Linked DNA regions of Homo sapiens: region 1 is linked to region 2. Evidence: read pairs that join two places in POLR2A ChIA-PET (ENCODE). Cell type or tissue: MCF 10A. All regions are shown on one strand. Links, peaks and the distances in the headings refer to the core of each region. The heading gives the core; the rest is flanking DNA.

Region 1 (4,394 bases), core at 245-4,244, 61 kb after region 2:
AAGTGCTGCACATTCCTTGGGTTTGACCAGTGTATAATGACATGCATCCACCACTATCGTATTGTACTGAGTCGTTTCTCTGCCCTAAAAATCCTCTGTGCTCTACGTATTCATCCTTCTCTACCTAGTAACCCTTGGCAACCATTGATCTCTGTAATGTCTCCATAGCTTTGCCTTTTCCAAAACACCATATAGTTGGAATCACACAGTATGTCACTGACATTTTTTGGAGCAAGGATTTAGTGACTATTCCTTTCTACTAGGATAGACTGCTTCCTTGCCTACATCTTCTGCTGTGAGACAGCTTCACAGTCATCTCCATTTTGCTCTTAATGTGGGAAGAGTATTCCCATTTCTCACCATCTGTCCAAGAATACCCAGAGATGCCTGACAACTGAAAACAGCTTATGTTTAATAGCTTGATAGGCTACGATCTGATGGCACGACTCCCTAAGGAGGATCTGATCAGATCGCTCATATGAAAATACATTCAGTTCTGCTATTCACTTGTTTTGAAAATGCAAATTTGTTCCAATGCAATTGGTGTATTGGAGAACAATTCAAGCAGAATGAGAATTTCATGTTTGTGTATGCATGATTTCATCCATGAAAAACACTAGGTGAGCAGAGACAACTGCACTTAGCTGAATCCAGCTGCCCAGGAAGGCATAAAACAGTCACACACTCACACACACGCACACGCACAGACACCCCTCAACATCTGCCAGCCACCTCAGTTCACTGACAATGTTATGAGCCACACCCATGCACATTTGGTGTTAACAGCTTTCTGTTTGATTTCCTTTCTTTTCTGTCCCTCCTGATAACTCTCCTTCTACTGCTTCAGAATAACTCATAAGCTATAATCCTTCTGATGCCCACTTCCACAAGCAAACTTCAGATATTTTTCAAGGTACAGTGCCATATTTATTGTAGTATTTATGTATTTCTTAACCATTTAACAAGTGTAAAGCTGTGCTACAGTGTTTATTAGGTTCCTTCTTTTTTAATGTGTCAGCTGACAACGTTTCTAGGTGTTGTGCCCAGGACCCCATAAACCTAGTAGTTTGTTGTTGTGTTTCTTTATTTTTTTAATTAATTAATTAATTTATTTTTGAGACAGAGTCTTGTTCTGTCGCCCGGCTGGACTGCAGTGGCGCGATCTCGGCTCACTGCAACCTCTGGCTCCTGAGTTCAAGCTATTCTCCTGCCTCAGCCTCCCGAGTAGCTGGGACTACAGGTGCATGCCACCATGCCCTGCTAATTTTTTTGTATTTTTAGTAGAGATGGAGTTTTACCATGTTGGCCAGGATGGTCTCTATCTCTTGACCTTGTGATCCGCCCACCTTGGCATCCTAAAGTGCTGGGATTACAGGCATGAGCCACGACACCCAGCCAAACCCAGTAGTTTTTTATTACACAATTCTGTAGATTGCAGCGATTTTTAGGAACACATGTGGCACTCCAGCAGCAGAAATGACTGTGTATGACAGGATGCAAAAATGGAATTCCTTTTCTCTAGGATTCCACTGAGAGTCTAAGATCATTTATGTGTCAACTTCCTCATTTGCAAAGGAGTTAGAAAAAGAATCACTTTTTTATTTACTCTTGCATGGGCAAGTACTAAAGTTGAAGATGGAAATTTATTTGGAAATTGGAGGTGCTAAAGCAAAATATCCAGGAGGCCATTAGCCTGGGGTTGGTTCTGTACCTGGAACACTTACACAGGCAAACCAAAGTTCAACTTGGAAGCATTTCTTGAAACTGATTATTATTATTTTTTTGGGGGGGGGTTGGGAGTGGTGGGGGGGAGACAACAACCAATAATCAGCCAATCAGAAACAGCCAACTAGCAACCAGTCACAACCAACTAGCAACCAATCAGTGAACTAGCAACCATTCACAAACAACCAACTAGCAACCAATCACAAACAGCCAACTAGCAACCAATCACAAACAGCTAAGTAACAACCAGACACCAGCAGCCAACTAATGATTAATTATAAAAAGCCAACCAGCAACCAATCACGAGTAGCAAACCAGTAAGCGGTCACTAACAATCAACTAGTAGTCAATCACAAACGGCCAACTGGGAACCAATCTCAAACACCCAGCCACAAACAGCTAATTAGCAACCAATCACAGGCAGCCAACTAGTACTCTATCACAAGCAGCCAACTAGCAACTGGTCACACACAGCCAACTAGCTGTTAGTTATGTAAGTAGGGACTTTTCACAAGATCATACTCAAATGAGGCCTGGCTGGAGTCAGTTGAGTAATTCCTTTGTTTTCATGGTCAGCCTGCAAAAGCTTGCTGTTCAGTCTGCTGGAGCAGAGCTCTCTGCATCTCTTCTGTGTCTGAGTGCTGCCCGATTGCTGAATGCCTTAATGCTCAAACTCTGTAAAATTTATTTTGTCTAAACTTTTTCCTTTCATGGAAACTTTCTTTGGAAAGAGTAACTTGAGCACCTGGGTCCCTAAATCTCCCTTCTCTGGGAGAAGGATGGGTGTACTGTCCCCTCACATCATGCCTGGTAAGAGGAGCTCCAGGCCCCTGCTACAGCTGACTGTGCGTCCATGGAGCTTGTGGTTACACAGTGGAGCAGTGCCTGCCTCACAGCTGAGAAGAGCCAACAACCCGGCTCCAGTGATCTGAAATACATGACCAACACTAAATTTTGTGTATTTGCCACAACTGCTTGAAAGAATCATTTAGAATGGTGTCACAGGTCCTGAGAATAGAGATGATGACTGAAGAGGGTTGTGGACAAGATGTAAGGACATAAGTAGAGGGCAGAGAGGACACAAGATGCCACGCTCCTGGCTGTGAAGATAGGGTAAGGGACCACAAGCCAAGAAATGCAGGCAGCCTCTAGCGGCCGGAAAAGGCATGGAAACAGCTCCTTCGCTTATCTTCCAGAAGGAATGCAGGACTGCCTACACCTAATCTTAATCGAGTCAAAATAATGTCAGACTTCTGAGACCTCCAGAACTGCGAGATAATAAATTTGTGTTGTTTTAAAACCACAGAAGGCGTGGTGATTTGTTAGCCCAGCTATAGAACACTTAACACGAATCAAGGGTGGAAGCAGAGGAGAAGGGGAAGAAGGGGGAAAGACCTTCAATTCGTCTTGGAAAGTAAGGCTCACAGTCAACTGCACACTGAGTACAAATTTACCTCCAGGGACTGAGGCCAACCTAGCTCAGGACCAGGGCAAAAGCACCTTGAAGTGCTGAGACCAGTCTCATCATATCACCACCAATAGCACAGGGAGGCTCAATTCCAGCAGACACACCCTGTGACTCCATTGATGACACAGTCTGTCTGCAATTGGCAAACTCTTCTTTGTCTGTGAGTAAAATGATGTTGTTTACAAGCAAAGTTGAAAGCATGAAAGATTTTCGATAAACTCCTCAGGGCTCATTACAATTGGAATCAATTTTATGCACTCTGGTTTGGGTAGCATCCTTCTATGATTAGAGGGTGGATGCCAAGCAGCCTATCGTGTTAAAAATAGGAAAAAGACTATAGGATTGTCTAAGCAGAGTGGAAAAACAGGCTGAAAGAGTTCAGTGGGTTTGTGTAACTTTGTCTTGTAACAAAGTCAGCAAGTGAAAAGCTAGGGAAGGTTTTTTCCTCCTCTTCTGCCTCAATTTTCTTTTTTTTTCTGCCTGAATTTGAATATAGATTTCATCTATTTAAACAGAAATACAGTCTATCCTCTTTGTATACTGATCTCTTGTATTCCCCGCTTCTTCACTTTTGTTTCTTCCTCATTACTTACAAGCAGGATGGAAGTCAGGTAGAGCCGACTGCATTCCAAGTCCTTCACTTTCTCTTCGGGTAGCTGGGCCCTGGGTCTGGCATCTTGTGAATGTAAAATGAAGGTTGCCTTTTGTCTGGTCCTTCTTTCGTATAACAGATCATAGTGATTGGCACTCGTCACACACACATTTTTATTCCAGAGTATAGTCTCAGAAAATCCTGCTGAAGGTTCAAGCCAAGAAGACACTTCTATGCCAATTAATCCTAAAACCACCCTTGCATAATTATAAATAATGAGAGAACTCTAACATGACCAACTCCATCTTGCTTTTAACCTTAACTGCTCACTTGTTTTTGTTTTGCTTATTATAGTAGAGAGACCAATAAAACTATGAGAGGAATGTAGTCATAGTTAAACTTGGAGTCAAGGGAAACTGATCCCCTTTCTTGTCTGGAGATTAAAGGTACATTCATAAAACAAAATTAGAATTATGGTAGGGGATTAAACTTCGCTAAGGACTAGGAAGCATTAATGACTTGCCATTGCTTAGTGATTATTAAACTCTTTCTTTGCTGCAATAACTGTTGTTCTTGGGCCAGGCAGGGATGGCTCATGCCTGGAATCTC
Region 2 (4,394 bases), core at 208-4,207:
GTGTGAGTTGCAAATACTTTCTCCCTCCTTCCTTGTTTTTGATGCTCTCATCCTTTCTTCTGCTTAGGTCTTTGAAATCCCTGCTGGTTTCCCGTGTCTTAGGTCCCTGAACATGTCCGAGATGACTCCACTGAGTCACCAAAACAAAGAAATTCACCAACTCAAATTTTTCCTTGAGCTCTCAGCAGCAGTTAACATAGCTGACCACACCCTTCTTCCTAGAATGTTTTCTTCTCTCATCTGTCTGCAGCTGACATTCCTCTAACTTGTCTGGTCTTGTTCTCCGTGGCCTTTTCTGGTCCCACATCCTCTGAACCTCTCAATCTTGGGGTGCTTCAAGGTTGAGTTCTGGTCTCCCAGTCCTGGTCTCTCCCTAGGTAATCTTACTCGTTTCTGAAGATTTAAGTTCCATTCTCCGATTTCAATCTCCTGCCCAATTCCCAACATTTTTGCAATAGAATGTCTAAGGAGCACTCAAAATTAACATATCTAAAGCCGCTCAGGATCTCAACCCAGTGGCTCTCTTCCCCCAAACTCATTCCTTTAGAGCCACAGTTTAAGCCTTCCTTTCACCAATTCAACTATTGTTTTCCAAATTTATATTCTGTCCTGCCCTCCTCGTCCATCTCCAGCTCCTCTCTGCTCAACCACCAGAATACTATTTTAAAACCAAAACCAAGTGAGCAGGTTTGTGGTCACTTTCTATGGCATTAGAGTAAGATCGAAGTGGGTAATAACCCCGTCCTATACAATCTGGCCTCCTGCCTTCTTCTGATCTCTCTATAGCTTTCCCCCATCACTGTCAATCTAGCTGCCTCTAATTCATCACAGCCCTTCCCCCTTCCGTGGCCAACAGAGCTCTTCTCTCATATTTTTGCAATTCCAGCTGCCTCTTCTTTCTTCTCTTCAGTTCTCAGCTCAAATGTCTTCCCAAGAGAGACCTTTCCATCACTACTCAATTTGAAATACCTTCCCACTACTCATCTCCTTATTTTATTTTCTTAGTAGCGAAAAGATTTTATCTTTCTATGAACAAGTTTACTTGTGGGTCACTCTCCATCCATAAGAAACTAAGTCCTTGAGATGCCCTGTGTCTACATCTGACATACTCGATGCACAATAAATATTGTAAACGATATTTTATGTTAAACCAGTAAAAATTGAAGGTGTAATGAGAGAGGGACAGAGACTAAATATTTTTACAGAAACAGCAAAGGAAAATTGACGAATTAAGTCCCCAGCATGTTGTCTACCCTTATTTTGTTTTTCCTAATATTTTTCTTCAGGCTTTTTCCTGATAACACACAGATACACACACACACACATAGATTCTAAGATCAAGTTTAGAAATCTAAAGAAACAATTATTAAGAAAATGATCTATAGAGAAAATCTCACTTACTTTCTTTGTAGCAATCCTGGGTATTTCCTTTTTTTTTTTTTTTTTTTTTTTTGAGACAGGGTCTTGCTCTGTCACCCAGGCTGGAATGCAGTGGCGCAATCTCGGCTCACTACAGCCTCGAGCTCCCAGGCTCAAGTGATTCTCCCACCTTGACCTCCTGAGTAGCTGGGATTACAGGCGCTGCACGACCACACCCGGCTAATTTTTGTATTTTTTGTAGAGACGGGGTTTCAGTATTTTTCCCAGGCTGGTCTTGAACTCCTGGGCTCAAGCAATCTGCCTGCTTCAGCCTCCCAAAGTACTGGGATTACAGGAATGAGTCACCACACCGAACCAAGGTATTTCCTTTAGGGAAAAAGCTGGAACAGTGGAGACTGAAGAGATTTTATCTGTTCAATTCCTCCCTCAGCCCCGCCCTCACACCATCAGGAAGGCGTCTGTGAAGTTTCTTATCATATTCACACAATTAATCTCATTAGAACCACCTGAGTTTATTAAAACGCAAGCCTCTTCACAGGGTCTCTGATTCCAGAAATCTACGGTGGGGTCCGTAATTTACATTTTTAATGGACTCCCAGAAAATGCTTAATAGCCCTGACCTTGGTTGGATAAATATCTTGTTTTATCTCCAGTGCCATGTACAGTGCCTAACACCTCTAGCTCCTTAAGGTTTGGGGTTTTCTTTCTTAATGAATCTAGTGTATATTGACAATTTCACAGGAAAGAAGCCTTCGAGCTAACACTCAAGACTGTGTTTGTTCCTTAGTAGAAAATAATGCCTGACTTGTTAGTTTCTAGAACGTTTGCTGGAGAAGTGTTCATTCCAGTATCTGTGGAAAGAAAAACCAAGAGTAGGGATAACTGCCTATGGAATCTGTCACAGATGGGAGGTCAGGGAACAATCCCAGATAATTCATACTTGATATTTGGCTTCAGTGAGGAGGAACTCTTCACAGCTTTCTAAGTTTTATAGTTTTGTCCCCGAGGGTTTTTATTGCATCAGTCAGTCAATCCCCTGCTAATCAAACCAGGGAGTTTTTTTCTTTATGCTGCTGACAGGATAATGAGAATTCTTCTGCTTTGCTTATCTGATCTTTCAGAACCTGGTTCTACCTTATGGAATCTCAATACACCGTTTCTCTTTTTCTTTTTTCTTTCTTTTTTTTTTTTTTTAGATGAGAGTCTCACTCTGTTGCCTAGGCTGGAGTGCGGTGGAGCGATCTCGGCTCACTGCAGCCTCCGCCTCCCAGGTTCAAGCAATTTTCCCACTTCAGCCTCCCGAGTAGCTGGGATTATAGGCGCCCACCACACCCAGCTAATTTTTGTATTTTTAGTGGAGATGGGGTTTCACCATGTTGGCCAGGCTGGTCTCAAACTCCTGACCTCAGGTGACCCACCCTCCTTGGCCTCCAAAAGTTCTGGCCACCGCGCCTGGCCATACACCCTTTCTCTTATCTCAGATGATTACCTACACCCACTCTCTTTTCCAAAACCCAATTCCCCAGCTTTCTTCAAATAGACCACATTTATTCCTGTGCCCCCTCCCCTCCTCAGCCAGTCCATCCTCCTTTACTTCTCTTATTTTTCTAATCCAATCTTCCTTTCTCTTCTAAGCCTGGGTACGGCCAACGTCTGTGAAGATACTCACACATACTTGTTGTCAGATACTCTGTCATTTACTCTCACCATCCCTTGAGCTTTCATAACTCTTGAGCTTACTCATCTTGACAAGAAAACTTTGTAATCTTTGAATCAAATGGAAAATAAACATCAAGCATATTGTCAGGTTTTGAAGTCTCTTAAAGCCTGTTTTAGAGTATTAAATGCTTAAATAAATACTTATTAAAGCCTGTTTTACTATTAAATAAATATTTATTAATAATTAAATTATTAATTCTAGAAGAGTCAATATTTTAAGATAATTCTAAAAACATTACAAAAAAGTGTGCTAAACCCTTATTTACTGTTACATGCCCCACCTGTTGCATGCTCCAACCCCGTGAGGTACATCTGCAGCTGATGAAGTAGATGACGTAGAGATTAAGTCACGGGATTAAGTAATTGACCAAGAGCACTGGGTGCAGAAAATTGAAGATATGGAATTTGAATCGGGTGCCAAATTTCATGATATTTCCTTATTATAATTATTTGTCCTTATTAAATATTAATCAAATGGCTTGACAATTTACAAAAAAGATGCCTCAAATTTGTATGACAATTTATCACGAGATGCTTTCATAGGGCTAGAGTAATCACATTACAAGGAACACAGATCATTTTAAGGTAGTTAGATTTTTCATAGGAAAACTTTTCATTAAAATGAAAATCCTGAAGAAATGTAGTTTTTTTTCACTGTCAAAGAACAAATACAATTATGAATGAGTGAGTCATTGTTCTCCTGAGTCATTTCATGAACTTATAACAGTCGTATCCCAGCCGGGCACTCTGGCTCATGCCTGTATCCCCAGCACTTTGGGTGACCGAGGCGGGTGGATCACTTGAGGTCAGGAGTTCGAGACCAGCCTGGCCAACATGGGAAACCTCATCTCTACTAAAAATACAAAAATTAGCCGGAAATTGCTTGAACCCAGGAGGCGGAAGCTGTAGTGAGCCAAGATCGTGCCACTGCACTCCAGCCTGGGCAACAGAGCAAGACTCGGTCTCAAAAAACCAGGACAAAACAAAAACAGTCCTGTCCCCTTTGTTAGCCACATCACCTTCACCACTCGCCCCAGGCTGGCATACTCTCGGCTTCTGGGTGGGATGAGTATGGCTGGTGCCAAACAAGGCTGTATTTGTTACTTTGGACCAAATCTGCGGCAGGAGACTACCACCTCCTCCCATTCCAGAAAAGAACAGCTGGAGGCGGGGGTGTGCTGGTTGTGGTCCCAGTGTTATCACTCATCTGGAAGGTGTGGCTTCTCTCTGGCTCCTTTTCTCCAAGGCTGCTCCATTAGAAGCAGGGGCTTGGCTCTCACTGGTTTACTTCCCAC

The links. ChIA-PET counts read pairs that join two places held together with the same protein. Peaks named below come from ENCODE experiments on the same cell type or tissue, not always from the same donor. Only the 100,000 strongest peaks of a DNase experiment are listed, where the experiment ranks them.
Region 1: POLR2A ChIA-PET joins it to region 2 with 5 read pairs; 3 of 35 experiments call an interaction of 5 or more read pairs at or near these places.

Annotation. Positions count from the first base shown.
Region 1 is chr4:188,168,468-188,172,861 of GRCh38, forward strand. No RefSeq gene overlaps it. Among named protein-coding and RNA genes, the nearest start is that of LINC02434, 11 kb to the left of the region's middle. In MCF 10A, for the core only: no CTCF peak of the experiment used is centred there; no DNase peak of the experiment used is centred there.
Region 2 is chr4:188,107,842-188,112,235 of GRCh38, forward strand. TRIML2 (tripartite motif family like 2) reads right to left here and starts at 1,762. Exons shown (of 8, transcript NM_173553.4): 1 at 1,402-1,762. RefSeq lists enhancers at 1-274, 275-793. In MCF 10A, for the core only: no CTCF peak of the experiment used is centred there; DNase peaks (open chromatin) are centred at 210 and 1,750.